2 separate regions of the Homo sapiens genome follow, and region 2 is linked to region 1. A link is an interaction called in ENCODE POLR2A ChIA-PET data of the cell type or tissue named here. Cell type or tissue: Panc1. All regions are shown on one strand. Each heading gives the region's core, and the rest is flanking DNA. Links, peaks and the distances in the headings are about the cores only.

The links. Peaks named below come from ENCODE experiments on the same cell type or tissue, not always from the same donor. Only the 100,000 strongest peaks of a DNase experiment are listed, where the experiment ranks them.
Region 2: POLR2A ChIA-PET joins it to region 1 with 10 read pairs; 2 of 35 experiments call an interaction of 5 or more read pairs at or near these places.

Annotation. Positions count from the first base shown.
Region 1 is chr5:38,543,315-38,547,314 of GRCh38, forward strand. The region is part of intron 1 of LIFR (LIF receptor subunit alpha); the gene reads right to left. Among named protein-coding and RNA genes, the nearest start is that of LIFR, 11 kb to the right of the region's middle. In Panc1, for the core only: no CTCF peak of the experiment used is centred there; no DNase peak of the experiment used is centred there.
Region 2 is chr5:38,748,065-38,759,523 of GRCh38, forward strand. All of the region lies in intron 2 of OSMR-DT (OSMR divergent transcript), which reads right to left. Among named protein-coding and RNA genes, the nearest start is that of LINC01265, 34 kb to the left of the region's middle. In Panc1, for the core only: CTCF peaks have their summits at 3,199 (motif pointing left) and 3,399; no DNase peak of the experiment used is centred there; H3K27ac peaks cover 3,019 bases.

The sequences.
Region 1 (4,000 bases), core at 1-4,000:
TTTTCACATGGCATGCATGAGGAAATAGATTAAGTGACTTATCCAAAGTATTGTGGCTCGTAAGGAGCAAAGCCAGAATTTGAACCTAGACTTGCAATTATGACTCTAGAGTCTGAATTGTGAGCCATTATGTTGTCTTTCCAATTGAAAGCCTTTCACTCAATAACAGTAAGAATGATGAAGATAAACCAAGGCTACAAATATTTATCAAGAGCTCACTATGTGGTAGGCTCCATTCAAGCACTTCACATGCAACTTATGATCTACTTCTAGGAAATTCTCCTCAGGAGATATCAGACAAGATTTCAAAGGTGTGTTCACTAAATGCACTTATAATTTAAATGAAATAACCTGAATGTTCATCAATTTGGGATTGAGTAAAGAAGATGACATCTCTGCATGCATTCCAGCCCACTTCTCTCTTTCTGTACTCTTAATAATTTCTCAATCATGTTAATTAAAATCTATATGTGGTAATTTAAAAATTTATCTTACCCTTCCTTCCTCCCAGATTTATATGCCACTTTCTACCTGACTTTTCTCCAGATATACGTACAACTTGTCACCTGGAAGTCTCATAGGTGTCTTGAACTATGTCCAAAACTGATTGATTCATAACCCTCCTAAATTTGTTCTTCCCCTAACCTACACCCTCTCAAAATATAGCTAATTTATTCAAGCAAAAAAACCTAGCAGTCACCCTTGAGTCATTCCTTTCCTTCCCTATCGGCCTCTACCCACTCCCCATGTACTACCAGCTGCTACACCTTCAAATGCATGCCGAAGGAAAAAACACCCATCATCCTCATTGCCACCCCCAAATTAAGCGCACCAACCTCTTTTGCCTGAACTGCTATAAGAGCCTCTGAAGTGGTCCTCTTGTTTCCAGTCTTGCTCCCCACCAATCCACTCCGCACAAAGCAGAACCTTTCAAAAACAGCCATCAGATCATGTCACTCCCCAGTTTAAAACCGTCTAGTGGATTCTCCTTATAAGCACACCCCACTCTCTGTCCTGCATCCCCTTCCACACTCTTCACATACACGTCTCTCCTTTGGTCACCGGCTTCCAGTCTCCTCCAGGGCCTTCTTCCATTCCTCACATGCACCAAGCTTGATCCACCAAGGGCCCTGGCACTTGTCATTCCTATCATGGGGAATCACCTTCCCCTGACTCTTCTCATCATTCAAATTAACACTCACTTCCTCAGGAAGGCCTCTACTCATCACCTAGAAAGGGGGACAATTCCCTGCTTGCCTCCCTCCCCCAAATCCCGCACCACAACCACACACTGCTCACTCTTCCTTGTGGTATCCTATTTTATATCCTTCAGCGTACACATCAATACCTAGAGGTATCTATGCATACATAATTCCTGACTTATTGTCCCTCCCTCCCCACCTAGATGCTGAGCTCTATGAGTATCCAGTACTGAATATCCAGCATGACCTGAGAGTTCAGCATAGGTGGGGAGGAAGAGACAGAGAGCAGGCTCCTGTTCAGCACTCCTCTTCAGCGCTATAGCCCCCAAGAGCTAGAAAAACTGCCTGGCACACAAAAAGTGTGCAGTAAATATTTGTTAAGTAAACTGAATAATGGATGAATAAACTGAATCTAGTGTGCAGTTATGCACCATGGAAGATTATTAATATAAGTTAAAAAACTTAAATCATGGCCAGGCACAGTGGCTCATGCCTATAATCCCAGCACTTTGGGAGGCTGAAGCCTGTGGATCACCTGAGGTCAGGAGTTCAAGGCCAGCCTGGCCAATATGGTGAAATCCCATCTCTACTAAAAACACACAAATTAGCCGGGCGTGGTGGCGGACGCCTGTAGTCTCAGCCACTCAGGAGGCTGAGACAGGAGACTCACTTGAACCCGGGAGGCGGAGCTTGCAGTGAGCCAAGATCACGCCATTGCACTCCAGCCTGGGTGACAGACCAAGACTCCGTCTCAAAAAAAAAAAAAATTAAATCATGTTACAAGACAGAATGTACATACGGTTTAACATATTTGGAGATGTAGACATAAATATATGTGTGTGTGTGTGTATGTGTGTGTGTGTATACACATATATATATGCACAGAAATTAATCTAGAAGGATATGTAACAATGTTGCCTGGGGTTATCTCTGAATGGTGAAACTAAAATTTTTTTTTGTATTTTTACTTATATTCCCTGAGCTTCCTTAATTTTTATAAAATGAGCATTTTTACTTTTATAATTTTTAAAAAGCTACTTATGTTTAAAAAAATAACAATCCAGGGCAGGGCACGGTGGCTCACGCCTGTAATCCCAGCACTTTGGGAGGCCGAGGTGGGCGGATCACGAGGTCAGGAAATCAAGACCATCCTGGCTAACACAGTGAAACCCTGTGTCTACTAAAAATTCAAAAAATTCGCGGGGCATGGTGGCGGGCGCCTGTAGTCCCAGCTATGTGGGAGGCTGAGGCAGGAGAATGGCGTGAACCCGGGAGGTGGACCTTGCAGTGAGCCGAGATCACGCCACTGCACTCTAGCCTGGGTGACAGAGCGAGACTCCATCTCAAAAAAAAAGAAAAAAAAAAAAAAAAGAAAAAATCCAATGTAAAATCAAATAATGGATAAATCACAAAATAAAACCAGCTAATAAAATGAACAAATATTTTATTTCCTAGTATTCAAATAAATGTGGAGAAAATTCAACTGTATCAAAAGTCTTAAAGATATTTAGTTGTTTTGACTCAATAAACCAATTTTAAGGGAAGAATGTGAAATTTATTGGAGAAGGGGAAAAATCCAGCTTTATGCTTAAATATATTTACTGTAACTTTAATTACGAACTGGAAAAATTTAAAACAATGTAAATGCTCAAGTTATGGTTCATCCAGAGAATAAAATGTTACACAGTCATCAATACATACTAAAGAATTTTTAGCAACATGAAGAAACATATATACGCCATTACATGAAAAGATAAGGAACAAAACTGAATATCCAGTATGACCTGAACTATATGAAAAAAGTGAAGGAAAAGATGGGCAAAGAAATGTTACCTACCATAGTTTAAAACTGGCAGGCTTTGCCTTTAGATGTGTTTTGTTTGAACCATATACATAAAAAAAACAAAATTTAAAAACCCTTGAATTATTTGTCAATATTGCAAAATGGAGTGTTTAAAAATCAAAATTAAGAAGCTCTGGAAATACTCATTCCACATCTCACAGGATAACAATCAACTCCAGGTAAGAGCAGTTACTCCTTCCTAAGAACATGTGTTCTGGAGTTTTTCATAGTTCTCACCTTTCCTTACTGGTCTTCAAAACTGAGACAAGTTCCAGTTGCCATTTACCATCTAGATTGTCAATGTTGTCTATCTTGCAGTAGAGTTAAAGAGAAAGTGATATATTTCTGATTGTCTCTATATCAAAAGCATAAAGACAAAAGGCAGGACAGGCCCACTTCTGCCATTTATGTAACGTCCACTGTCCCTGTAAGCATTTGAGTTTTTGATCCCAGCAATGCAGCCTGTGGAATGTACTGAGTTCAGCACTCACAGCTTTGACTATTTGTGAGCTGAAAAAGTTTCAAAACAGTCATCTGTAATTTTATTGAAGCTGGCCTTCAGGAAAGGGTGAGTTGGCAAAGTCCTAAGTCTAGCCAGCGACCCAATGTCTACATGTCAACACAGCTTGGTTGCTCTCCAGTCACCATTACATACTCAGTGCAGCTCATACAGTGTTTCTTTGTGAAAAGTAAATCCCCAACACCCCCAAAAGAAAGCTAACTGCCAGTTCCAGTGGGGGCAAGGGGAGTAAAGTCCATGTAAGGCAATGGTATGGGGTAGAACAATGTGAGATAGAAGTAATATGTATCTATATGTACAATTTGTCACCTGCAAGTCTTGTCACCTCCAGTGTGACGAGATAGATAGAATACATATCTATATGCACAACTTGTCACCTGCAAGTCTCACACGTATCTTAAACTGTGTCCAAAAATGATTCTTGATTCATAACTC
Region 2 (11,459 bases), core at 3,014-7,013, 210 kb after region 1:
GAAATATTAAGAAAAGGATAACTATGCATCTGTCTGAAGTTCTGAGGGTACAGTTCTAATTACAAGCTTGTGGGGCTGCAGGGAGAGATACTGAATAACGGAGATCTAGATTTAAAAATCAACAAGTGGCCAGGTGCGGTGGCTCACGCCTGTAATCCTAGCACGTTAGGAGGCCAAGGCAGGTGGATCATTTGAGTTCAGGAGTTCAAGACCAGCCTGAACAACATGATGAAAACCTGCCTCTACTAAAAATACAAAAATTAGCCGGGCTTGCTGGCAGGCACCTGTAATCCCAGCTACTCGGGAGGCTGAGGCAGGAGAATTGCTGGAACTCAGGAGGTGGAGGTTGTAGTGACCCAAGATTACACCACTGCACTCCAGCCTAGGCAACAGAGCGAAACTCTGTCTCAAAAAATAAATAAATAAAAATAAAAAATAAAAATCAACAAGTATTTGAGCTCTAGTTGTGAATTCCACAATTCTTATGTGTTGTAGGTGATATGAAAAATGTATAAAATAGAATTTTAAGAACTTAGCAGACTTACCTAAAAAAGGACTGTCTTAGGTTTGGTTCCCTCAAGGTTCCCCACTAAGTTGGGTTTAAGTTGCTTATTTGAGAGGCAATCTCAGGAGACATGACAAGGGAGTGGGGACCTGAGGCCTTGAGGAGATGTAAGCGGATACAGGACACATGATGAACGGGTTACTGCCATGGGCAACTGGAACTGCATCGCACTGGGGATTCCCTGAGAGATTGGGTGGAACATGGCTCAGAATCCACTCAATGAAAGGTAGGGGATCTGGGGCATTTATCTTCCACCTCCTATCCCTCATTCATTAAAAGTCTCATCTGGGATGTTAACACCCAGCACTCTGGCTGCCCATACTTGAACTGAGCTTACTCCTGCTGCCAGAGAACACCCTTAGGAAGAGAAGGAAGAGGCAGAAAGCTATAGATGTGCATTGGAATTATCACAGGCTATTCTGGTGTAGGCCAAGAAGATATGATTTAGGTTCCTGCAGTGTCTACAATGATAGTTAACAGTCCTAAGTCCTTACCGAGTTACCAGACACTGTCTTTACCACCGTCCATGTACTCATTCATTTAGTCCTCCCGACTATAAGGTAAGTACCTATTACTATTACTAAAAAAGAGGAAATATGGTGAGGAGAGGTTGTGTAATTTTTTCAAGGTCATACAATTAAAAAGGGGCAGAACCAGACTGAGTTTGGTGTCTTAGTCACTGTTTCATTAGTTATCAAATAGTATGAATTGCATAAAAACTGAATCTGCCTTTCTGAGAAAGCCTTCCTGGTTATATTTTACAAATTCTAAATATGTATTTCAACAGAAAACTAACTTTAAAAGTCTCAGTTTTACATTCTGGACTATCTAGACTGTTCTTACCATCAAATTCTCTGTCTGGTAAGTGGGAAAGAAAAGTTCTTTAAACCCAGAAATATTAATAGATAAGGCAGGGTTATCACAGACAGAGGCTTGCAAAAAAGAGAGACGGTGAGTATTATAGAAATTAAGAGTATGTTTATAGGTCAAGTCCCAAGACTGCACACCTCCAAAAATTTCACAAAATCATGGCATACAAAGACCTCTCTCCCTGCAATCTTTGCTCAGGTAAATGAAATATTGTGGGGCTGGCCTTGTAGCTCCTGAAACTAATTTTTCTTTTTCTCTCATCCGTGGACTTCTGTTTGACTTCTCCATCAGATCTCTCTTCCCCACACCTGAAGAGTATCTCAGGCAGACCTTTCCCCTTCTAGTTACTGTCACATCCCAAGCAGGTCTTATTTTCAGGTATCACAAAGTCTAGTTCCTCTAAACCCAAACTTCAGTTTCTCATGTGCTTCAAAGCTCCTCTCCTCTGCCATTTCGGGCCTGACCCAGACTCAGATACTTGCATTAGGGAAGAGCAGAGGGTATTGATTGGTTCTTTATTCACCTGTGACACCCTCCCCCAACTTCCTCTGCTGCATCGAACTCCTCCAGAACCAGGGCAAGGGGATGGAGAGAGGAGAAGAGGCAGAAAGTCTTATCTGAGGAGCACTGCTGCAGTACAGTCTTGGTGCCACCTACATGGCAAACCCTGGCTTTTTCTTTCATCTTCCCAGTTTTGTTGGCTTGTTGGAGATCTCCTTGCAGGGACATCTCTCCGAAACCCCCTTAGCTCCTACATGACAGTTTACCCACCAGTCTCTTTCTGCTGGGCTGGCCAGTCCCTGAAGGTGGGACTGGACTGGTGGGGCCTGGCTCCTTTCAAGGCAGCCAGAGTCCGGCTGTCATTTGAGGTGTCCTTCCTGCCCCCATGAATGACACTCATTCCTCCCACCTCAGGTGAAAATGCTATTTGTTTTGCCTTTAGCTCTCTCTCTTACCCACCATCGAGGCTTGTTCCATCAGCTTCCCCCTTTGGATTTTTGCAGGCTTTATGCCCTCCCAATCCTGGGGAACATCTGCTGAACTTTCCTAAGAATTAGCTCTGATCCCATAGCAGCCTTGCGCTTCTGCAGTCTGCAAGCAACTTGCTTTGGAGTAGGTGGGCAAGATTGAGAGGTATTCTCCCCTGCTGACCAGCGCCTTCACTTCCCCTCCCCTCCCATTATACACTTGCATTGACTAAGAGGAGGGGAGGAAATATTCTGTGTTCAGAGAAATTCTCCCTCACTAACCTTCCAGCATCATTATTACCTTTTCCTTTTCGTTTCCTTTTCTTTTCTTTCTTTTTTTTTGTTTATTTGTTTGTTTCTTTGTTTTTTTGAGACAGAGTCTTACTCTTGTTTCTCAGGCTGGAGAGCAATGGCATGATCCCGGCTCACTGCAACCTCCACCTCCCGGGTTCAAGCAATTCTCCTGCCTCAGCCTCCTGAGTAGCTGGGGTTACAGGCCCTCGCCACTACACCCGGCTAATTTTTTTTTGGCATTTTTTGTAGAGACGGGGTTTCTCCATGTTGGCCAGGCTGGTCTTGAACTCCTGACCTCAGGTGATCCACCCACCTTGGCCTCCCAAAGTGCTGGGATTACAGGTGTGAGCCACCACGCCTGGCCCATTATTGCCTTCTTTCTATGTAGGTGAAGGTGTGTGGTGCTCTATGAGTTACAAAAGTGGTTCCAGCCTCTTAGCAAGTCCTGCGCATGTTCTAATATCTATTGCCCTCAGCTTTGGAGGTTGAATCAAGACCAGGACCCATCCTATGTAATATCCTGTGGCAGAGAAAGAGAGACAGCGACCTCTCCAGGCTGGCTTGAACACAGTCCTGCTTACACACACTGAGAATCATCAGATTACCCCAAGCTCTCTTCTAACATTCAGGGTTTGTTTTTGTTTTTGTTTGTTTGTTGATTTTTTTTTTTTGAGACAGATTCTCACTCTGTCACCGAGGCTGGAGTGTGGTGGTGCCACCTTGGCTCACTGCAACCTCTGCCTCCTGGGTTCAAGCAATTCTCATGCCTCAGCCACCCGAGTAGCTGGGATTACAGGTGCGCACAACCATGCCTGGCTAATTTTTGTATTTTTAATAGAGACAGGGTTTCGTCATGTTGCCCAGGCAGGTCTCGAACTCCTGACCTCAACTGACCCGCCCATCTTAGCCTCCCAAAGAGCTAGGATCACAAGCGTGAGACACCACGCCCAGCCCCAACGTTTAATTTTTAATATTCACAAACTTAACCTCTGTTTGTTTTCTCTAACCCTAAGATCATTCCTAAATTGCTTAAGAAGTGGGGAAACTACTTTTTATTTCTTTTAGACATATGGAAAAACATAAGCCAGGTATAATACTGAAAAGTGATTCAAGCACCCTCAGCTCCACCAAAATACGAGTCATTTAACAATAGAAAAACTTAACAAAAGTGTGATCAGAATAGAAGCATTTGAAAGAAGCCTTCCCCTCCTCCACTAGTGTTCAGCCACAGAAAACTTGAAATGAGTTAAGTTCCCACACTAAATGATTTCCATTTCTACCTCTGAGGAGGGAAGAGGGGGCAGCATCACCCTAATAATATATTTTTAAATGCCCAGCGGAACTTCAAATTCAAAGAAATATAAATCTCTCGCTGTCTGTGATGCATATAGCTATATATCAGAGAGATCTATAAGCTGTTCTCTCTGTGTCATTTTTTTTCTTCTTACAGAGAATCTGTGTGAATCATCATAGCCATAAAATTATATGACTGAACATTGATAATTACATGACTTTTAACTGGAAGTGAACAATAGCTTTAGTTCCCTGATGGAACCATCTTAGCCATAGATTTTCTGTCAACATGCAGCCAAGAGGGTCTGATTTTCTGCCTTTGTGGAAGATTCGGGCATGGTTACCAGCAAGGCTCAGAGGCACAGGGGTGCAGCGTTCCCAGAATCCCTGTTCAAACCAGACCACAACCGGGACAAGGGGAGAAACCCTGCTAGAGTGGGCAGCGCCTGGCTTCCTGTGCTCCCAAGGACCCTTGGCCTTCCCAGTGCCACCTCCTCTGATGGCGGCAAGATACCCAGGAATATAAGGACAAACCCTTTTCCCTTCTGCTCTCACATGACATCAGTTGGCACAAGAAATGCCAAAGTACAGGAGATTGGTTTAATAGCTGCGATTTAGTCTGTTTCCTTAAAATAAAAATAATGTGCTTTCAAACTGCAACATGTTGCTTTAATAATATTTAACAGAATATTTACGGGACAGCAGTTCTAGTTGTGGAATGCAGCTTCATATCTTCCTTCCAAATGCTTTCCCATGCATTAGCTCATCAGGGCTGACACTGATGAGGGGGTAGATTGCACTGATATCATTACCCCTGTTTAAAGCCATGGAAATGGATAGTTCTGAATGGATCTGCCTCAGCTCACAGAGCCAGTTACTTTCAGGGTCAGGACGAAGCCAAGTTTCCTCACCCTCCGAGTCCTATTGACTTAATCAAGGAGAGAAATGCTATGCATCAGTTTTTAAAGAATAGTTTATATTTTTCTGATCACAGAAGTAATTTGCGTTTATCACAGAAAATTGGAAAAACACAGAAAGCATGAAGAAGAAAAGACAGATCACCCATATTCCCAGACAGACCTGCTGACTGCCTGCTGCAAACATTTGGATGCATAGTCTCACATGTACTTGTTTCCTTAAAAATGGTTTCATACTATGCATGCTGCTTTTTAATAGTTTCTTGCATTTTCTTCCCAATTATAAAAGTAACCCATGCTTACTATGGAAAAAGCAGAACACACAATCATAAAGAGCATCAAAACCATTCCGCAATCCCACCCACCAAGAAGTAACCATTATAAAGCAATTTCATTGAATCTGACATTTACAAAGCCAGTAAAGTTGCCACATGCCTCTAAGGCAAGGATAAGAAACGAACACTCTGCCATTATCTTCAGTTAGAATCTAGGCTGATTTATCCAGAATGTCTCTGGGTTTTCAGTTTCCCTTTTTTCTTTTTTTTTTTTTTTTGAGTCTGGCTCTTTCGCCCAGGCTGGAGTGTGCAGTGGCGTGTTCTCGGCTCACTGCAAGGTCTGCCTCCCGGGTTCATGCCATTCTCCTGCCTCAGCCTCTCAAGTAGCTGGGACCACAGATGCCTGCCACCACGCTCAGCTAATTTTTGTATTTTTAGTAGAGATGGGGTTTCACCGTGTTAGCCAGCATGGTCTCGAACTCCTGACCTAATGATCCGCCCACCTCGGCCTCCCAAAGTGCTGGGATTACAGGCGTGAGCCACCGCGCCCAGCCCTGTTTTCTCAAATATAAGCAAGAGTTTCCAATTAACTTCACAAAAATATTTTCAGAATCAATAATATGACATTGGCTGGGAATTGTAAATGTTCTGAAAGAAATCTACAGTCTCCAGGAACCACACTCATTCAGTCTGGGTTCCTCCTTGCCAGGCTAGACCACAAGGAATTGGGGCCACATGAAAATAGTAGAAGGTGGTTTGGCTGCAGATGCACAATCCAGCTTTATCTGGGCCAGAGAATAAAAGGAGCTGACAAAGCAGAGGGGAGTGTGGAGGCTCGTCGTTCCTCTCTGGAGTCAAAACTCCCCAAGCCACACCAAGTGCAGGTGCTAAAGGCTCTGGAAGGGTAGACAGACAGGTCTCTTTACTGTGGCATTTGTACGGATACAGAAAAAAAATGCCTTGAAAATAGGGATGGACCTGAGGAATGGTCCACCATCTGACTTAATAACTAGCTTAATGATGTGGCTGGACCTGCACGAATTGAGCTGGCACCATGGCTTGATCACCTACACAAGCAGCACTGAATTTGGAAGATGAGAGTGTTCTGGTGAGAGTGTATAGAAGGTGAAATTACAAGGATGACTAATAAGACAGGTGGATTTTATGGCTGCAAAGAGGCCCTTAGAAGTGAGCACTCAGGCAATGTGCTACTTCACTACTTAGCTACATAAGACTGAACAACCCAATCCAGCAGATGAAAACATTAAGCGCACCTCTGACGTGTCCCTAGCTGCTGTTATCTCACCTTATCCTCACACCTTGTGCTTGCCAGAGCCTCTTCCTCCTCCTCCTCCTGCATGCTCCATGGAACCACTACTTTCCCAGACGCCCCCAAGCCAAATTCCTCAGCATCATTCTTGACTCCTCCCTCTTTCTCTCATTTCCCACTTCTAATTAATTGCCAAGTCCTGCCAATTCTACTTCCTAAATATTTCTCAAGTCCTCTACTCCTTACATCTCCACTTTTACCAGCAGAGTGGGAGCCACCGTTATCTCTCGCCTCCTCCGCTGCTATAGACTTCTCATTGGTTTTTCTGTTTCCATTCTTGTTGTCCTTGAGACAAGGTGATCTTTTGGAAACACAAACCTGACAGAGCTACTTCTCCACGGAAAACCTTCTAATAACTTCCCATGTGTTTTTCTTAAAAATTAGAGAGTAATATCCATTTCCCATGTTTTTTCTTTAAAGAGGAATATCCATGCAGTGAAAATAACTCTTTTGAATGCATAATTACGTAAATTTTGACAAACACACAGTCAGGTAATCACAGCATTAAAAATATAGAACAGTTCTTTTTGGTGATTAAGAATAGAGCTTTTATAAGCATTCTCATAGAATGTTTTGTGGAATGTTAAGTTTACATTTTACTTAAGTAAATACCTAGGAGTGGCATTTCTAGGTGTACAGTAAAGACAGATTTAACTTGATAAGAAAATGCAGAAATGTTTTCCAACATAGCTGTACCATTTTGCATCCCTCTGCTGGTGGGATAAAGTTCAAACTCCTTCTCAGGTCTTCCAGGGCTCTCTACTCCAGCCCTCTGGCTCCCCACTCACAGCCCTCTCCCTTACTCCACCCTTTCCACGCTTTGTCACCGACCACACTCAACTTCTTTTGCTGCTGTGAACAAGCTCTTACTCATCTCCAGGACTCCCCACATGCTGTGTTTTCTGCCCAAAATATTTTGTATTCCCTTCTTTGCCTAAATAACTTCTTTATCTGGCCAATTTGTTGGCTTAAACATCTCCTTTGCTAGGAAGCTTTCCCTTAACCTAAATTAGGTTCCCCTGTGTGTTTCCTTCCTTCATTCATTCAGCAAATGTCTGATGAATAAACCCAGGATCTAGGCTCTGATCTGGCACTGGAGTTGGGGCAGTGAACAAAGTAGACAAAAGTACAGGCTCTCATGGGGCTTACAGTCCAGTGGAGCAGATGGACAATGAACAATAACAACAACAAAACAAACATGCACTAGAATGTCAGGTGGTGGCGAGTGCTATAAAATATAAAGCAGAGTCACAGGGAAGACTAGTGAAGGACTTGGGGCTGCTGTTTTAGACTAGGACTGTTGAGAGGACATCGTAAAGGAGCAGCCCTGAAAATATCTGGTGAAAGGTTATTTCAGCAGAGTAAACAGCAAAGACAAAAAAGAGATTGGCATGAAGAGGATGGTGTGCTCAGGAGGTAGCTCGGAGTCCAGTGTGGCGAGAACACCATAAGCCATGAGACAAGGGAAGAAGACAAGACGAGCAAGGGTCCAGGGTCTGATCGCAAGTCGCTTCAGTGGCACTCTACACCCCCAACACCGCTCTTTCACCCTGCATGCTTACTGCTTTCTACATTGTCTGTCTTCCCCTCTCCATGGTGTACTCTTTGAGACCCAGGGCTGTGTTTATTCTGCTCATTACTGATTTCAAGCATGTGACATGTTAGATTCTTAGTAAATATTTGAATGACTAAGTGACTGAATGGAGTAACTCAACAACACTGAGTTTATTGATTCAATGACAAATCTCTGAGAAGATGGCATGAGCCCATATCACCAATAGAGAAGAAGAGGCTCAGATTGCATAAATTACTTTCCCAAAGGGAGAGGTGAGTTGTGTGGCTGAAATTCAGCTTCTTTGTGATCAAAGCTCTCTCTCACAATACCAATATCGGCATTGCCTGTCCTAAACCAAGAGGTAAGGTACAGACTCTAGCATCCAAACATCTCTCAGCCCATTCTCATTCTCTATCCCTCTGCTGACTGAATTTGAAATACTATCTGTCATGGACTGAATGTTGTATCCCCATCAAATTCACACGCTGAAACTCTACCCCCAAATGTGATGGCATTAAGGAAGTTGGGACTACGGGACATAATTCGACTTAGATGAGGTCATGAGAGTAGGGCCCATATGAATTGGATCAGTGTCTTTATAAGAGTCCTAAGGGAGCTTGCCACGGGAGCACACAAGGAGAAGTCAGCAGCCTGCACCCCAGAAGAGGGCCCTCACCAGACCCCACCCCCCGGCTCCCTGATCTCAGACTTCCAGCCTCCAGAATGAATGGAAATAAATTTCTGTTATTTTACAAGCCACCCTGTCTATGGTACTTCATTGTGGCAGCCAGAATGGCCTAAGACACCATATCTGAGCCATCCATTAGGGAAGTAGTTGATGGGGGGCAGCAACCCAGGAGCCCACAGATGTTTTTATACTTGACACACAGAATGATTTTTAAAAACTGGGAAACATCATCTTAAGAAAATCAACATTTGTGGCCTATCTGAAATATCTGAATATGTGGCAATGCAGAGTTCACTGTGTCTCATGGAAAAACCCAATGAGTTGAATATTTACTGTCCCTTGATGGAGGGTAGATCTCTCTAATGGCCTTCGATGCTTTTTCCTGGTCCACTTCACTTGTTTAGGTCACTTGCTTGTAGGGTGATAAAGTGTGCTTTAATCCCCTACAGCAAATGGACTCAGTGTCTCTGATTTGGGGCTTTGGAGACCGGGGCCAATCTACTTGTGTATTTCCCTTTCCTGCACACTTAAGTACTTGAATTAAGAACAGAATGACTGTCTAGAGAAGCCTTGAAATCAGCAAATCAGGAAACAAAGGTGATGCCCCAAAGAGTTGTATGCAGCAGAGGAGATCGTAAGAGGAAAACAGGCAAGGCAGTGGTGAAGGCTGTGTTCCCTCCACCCAGCTCAGCATGTGGGCCTTAGGTTCTTACCTGGGCAAAAGGCCCACATGGCTTCAGTGCCAGCTGGCTGAGCCCCTGCTTCTCCCTTGATGACTTAACTCAGCACTCCAGCCATCCAACACCATTTAGGCTACTGTTCTATTCCAGTTGTTTATTACAGATATCTATGCATACCAGGCAGTACTGATTCAAGAGTAGTCTGGCTTGGGGGAACTCTGGAAGAGAACTGGAAGGAATTCTCCATGCCAGGTTATGTAATCCAGGGTCTACCACAAATCCTGGCACACAGTTGCTAAATACTTTCTGAAAATGAATGAACTTTGGGGAAGTTACTTGTCCTGCTTCATCTGTAAAGCAAGAGGTTTTCACTTAGTTAATTTTCAAGACCTCATAGAGCTCCAAAATTCTGTGGTTCTATGGGTTTCTAGGTAGTTACATGCAAAGTAGAGGTCAGCAATAAATATCAGGGACCCATTTGTTTCCTGGAGAGTGATCCAAACAACATAGTAAAACAGATGTTAATGGTGGTCAACAAAGAATCAGAAAGCTTTGAATTTTTCACTGCTGAATTGAGATAATGCCATTAGTCATAGCACTGATATGAGTGGATAGATCAAGAGTTTATATTTTGCCTATGAGTAGAGTTTGTTTGCCAAAAATGAATTCATCAAAAATTTGCCTCCACAACTCCAGAAACACGGCTGTAATGAGTGTAAGATACAGGTGGGGCCAGCCTGCGTGGAAGGGCCAGGCAACTGGGGCTGCCTGGCTGGTATAATTTAAAGAGCACCCAGAGGCCCCTGGCTCAATAATTTTCACCTGTTAACCTGTCCTGGTGCCTAAAACACCCACTTAGTCATACCTCTGAGCTAAGGCCCTGAAGCATGGTCTCCAGATGCTCCAATATGCTAAGAGGGATTTTAAATCAAAGAAGCTGCAATCACTACCATGCTCAGAGATTACTATTCTCAAAATATAATAATGATACTTGTAACCTGTTGTTGAGTAGAAACCCTATACCCAGCATGTCACATGTGGCGGAGTGCTTTTTGTTTCCTTTCACCTACACAAACACCTGTGTGGCAGGTACTATATTTATTCATGTATATAGAGGTTAAACAACCCTAAGTGGATTCAAACCCAGATCTCCTGGTTTTAGACCCTCTTATTTTTTTTTTTTTAAGGAGTAACTTACCTGCTGTGAAGTGCTTGGTCTTAAATATACAGCCAGATGAATGTTTACCTACACATACCACCTCATACAGCCACCACTCCAACCAAGATATGGAAAATTTCCATCATCCCAGGTGACTCCCTCCTGTCTCCTCCCAGTCAGTCCCCCAACACTCCTCTCCTACAAAAAGAACAGAGCCCTAATGCTTGACTTTTTGGCCATGCAAAGGGAAGAGGTAGCTCAGGCAAGTTCAGAATGAAAGAAAACAGTCCAAGGCAAAGAATATTGGGAATGTGCAGGGAGGGGAGGCACCACGAGGGAGATGCGTCTTGGAAGAGACAAGGGCTTGTTCTCAGATGCCACCCAGGTAGCTGGGACAACCCGCAGCATCTCCCGCAGCATCAGCATGAGGATCCAAGCGTGCAGAGATCCATGCAGAAATACAGGTCCTGCATTTCAAGCAGTGCTCGTCTCTCCCACTGCCGGGAATCCCAGTCTCTAACAAGAAACAGAATGCTGACAAATGAAAAGGAGATGTGTTTGCTGGCACAGAGTCCACAGAGTGGGAAGACAGGCCAAGCCTGGGATCCCACAGGAAGTTTCGAACCCACTTTTTAATTCTTAGTTTAGCTATCATCAACTCTTCCCAGATCCGATGTTGTGTTTTTACTTTGCTAAGTTTAAATCAAGCTGCTTCTATTGTCTTTCCTCCTGCCTGGCTGCTCAGGCTGTCAGTTTGAAATTTTATGACCTCCTCACGCTGCTGCACTGCACTGCATTAATTCTGTTTTCTTTAGGAGAGCTCTTTTGCAAGCTGTCAAGTGTTGACTAGCAGTTTGTATTTATT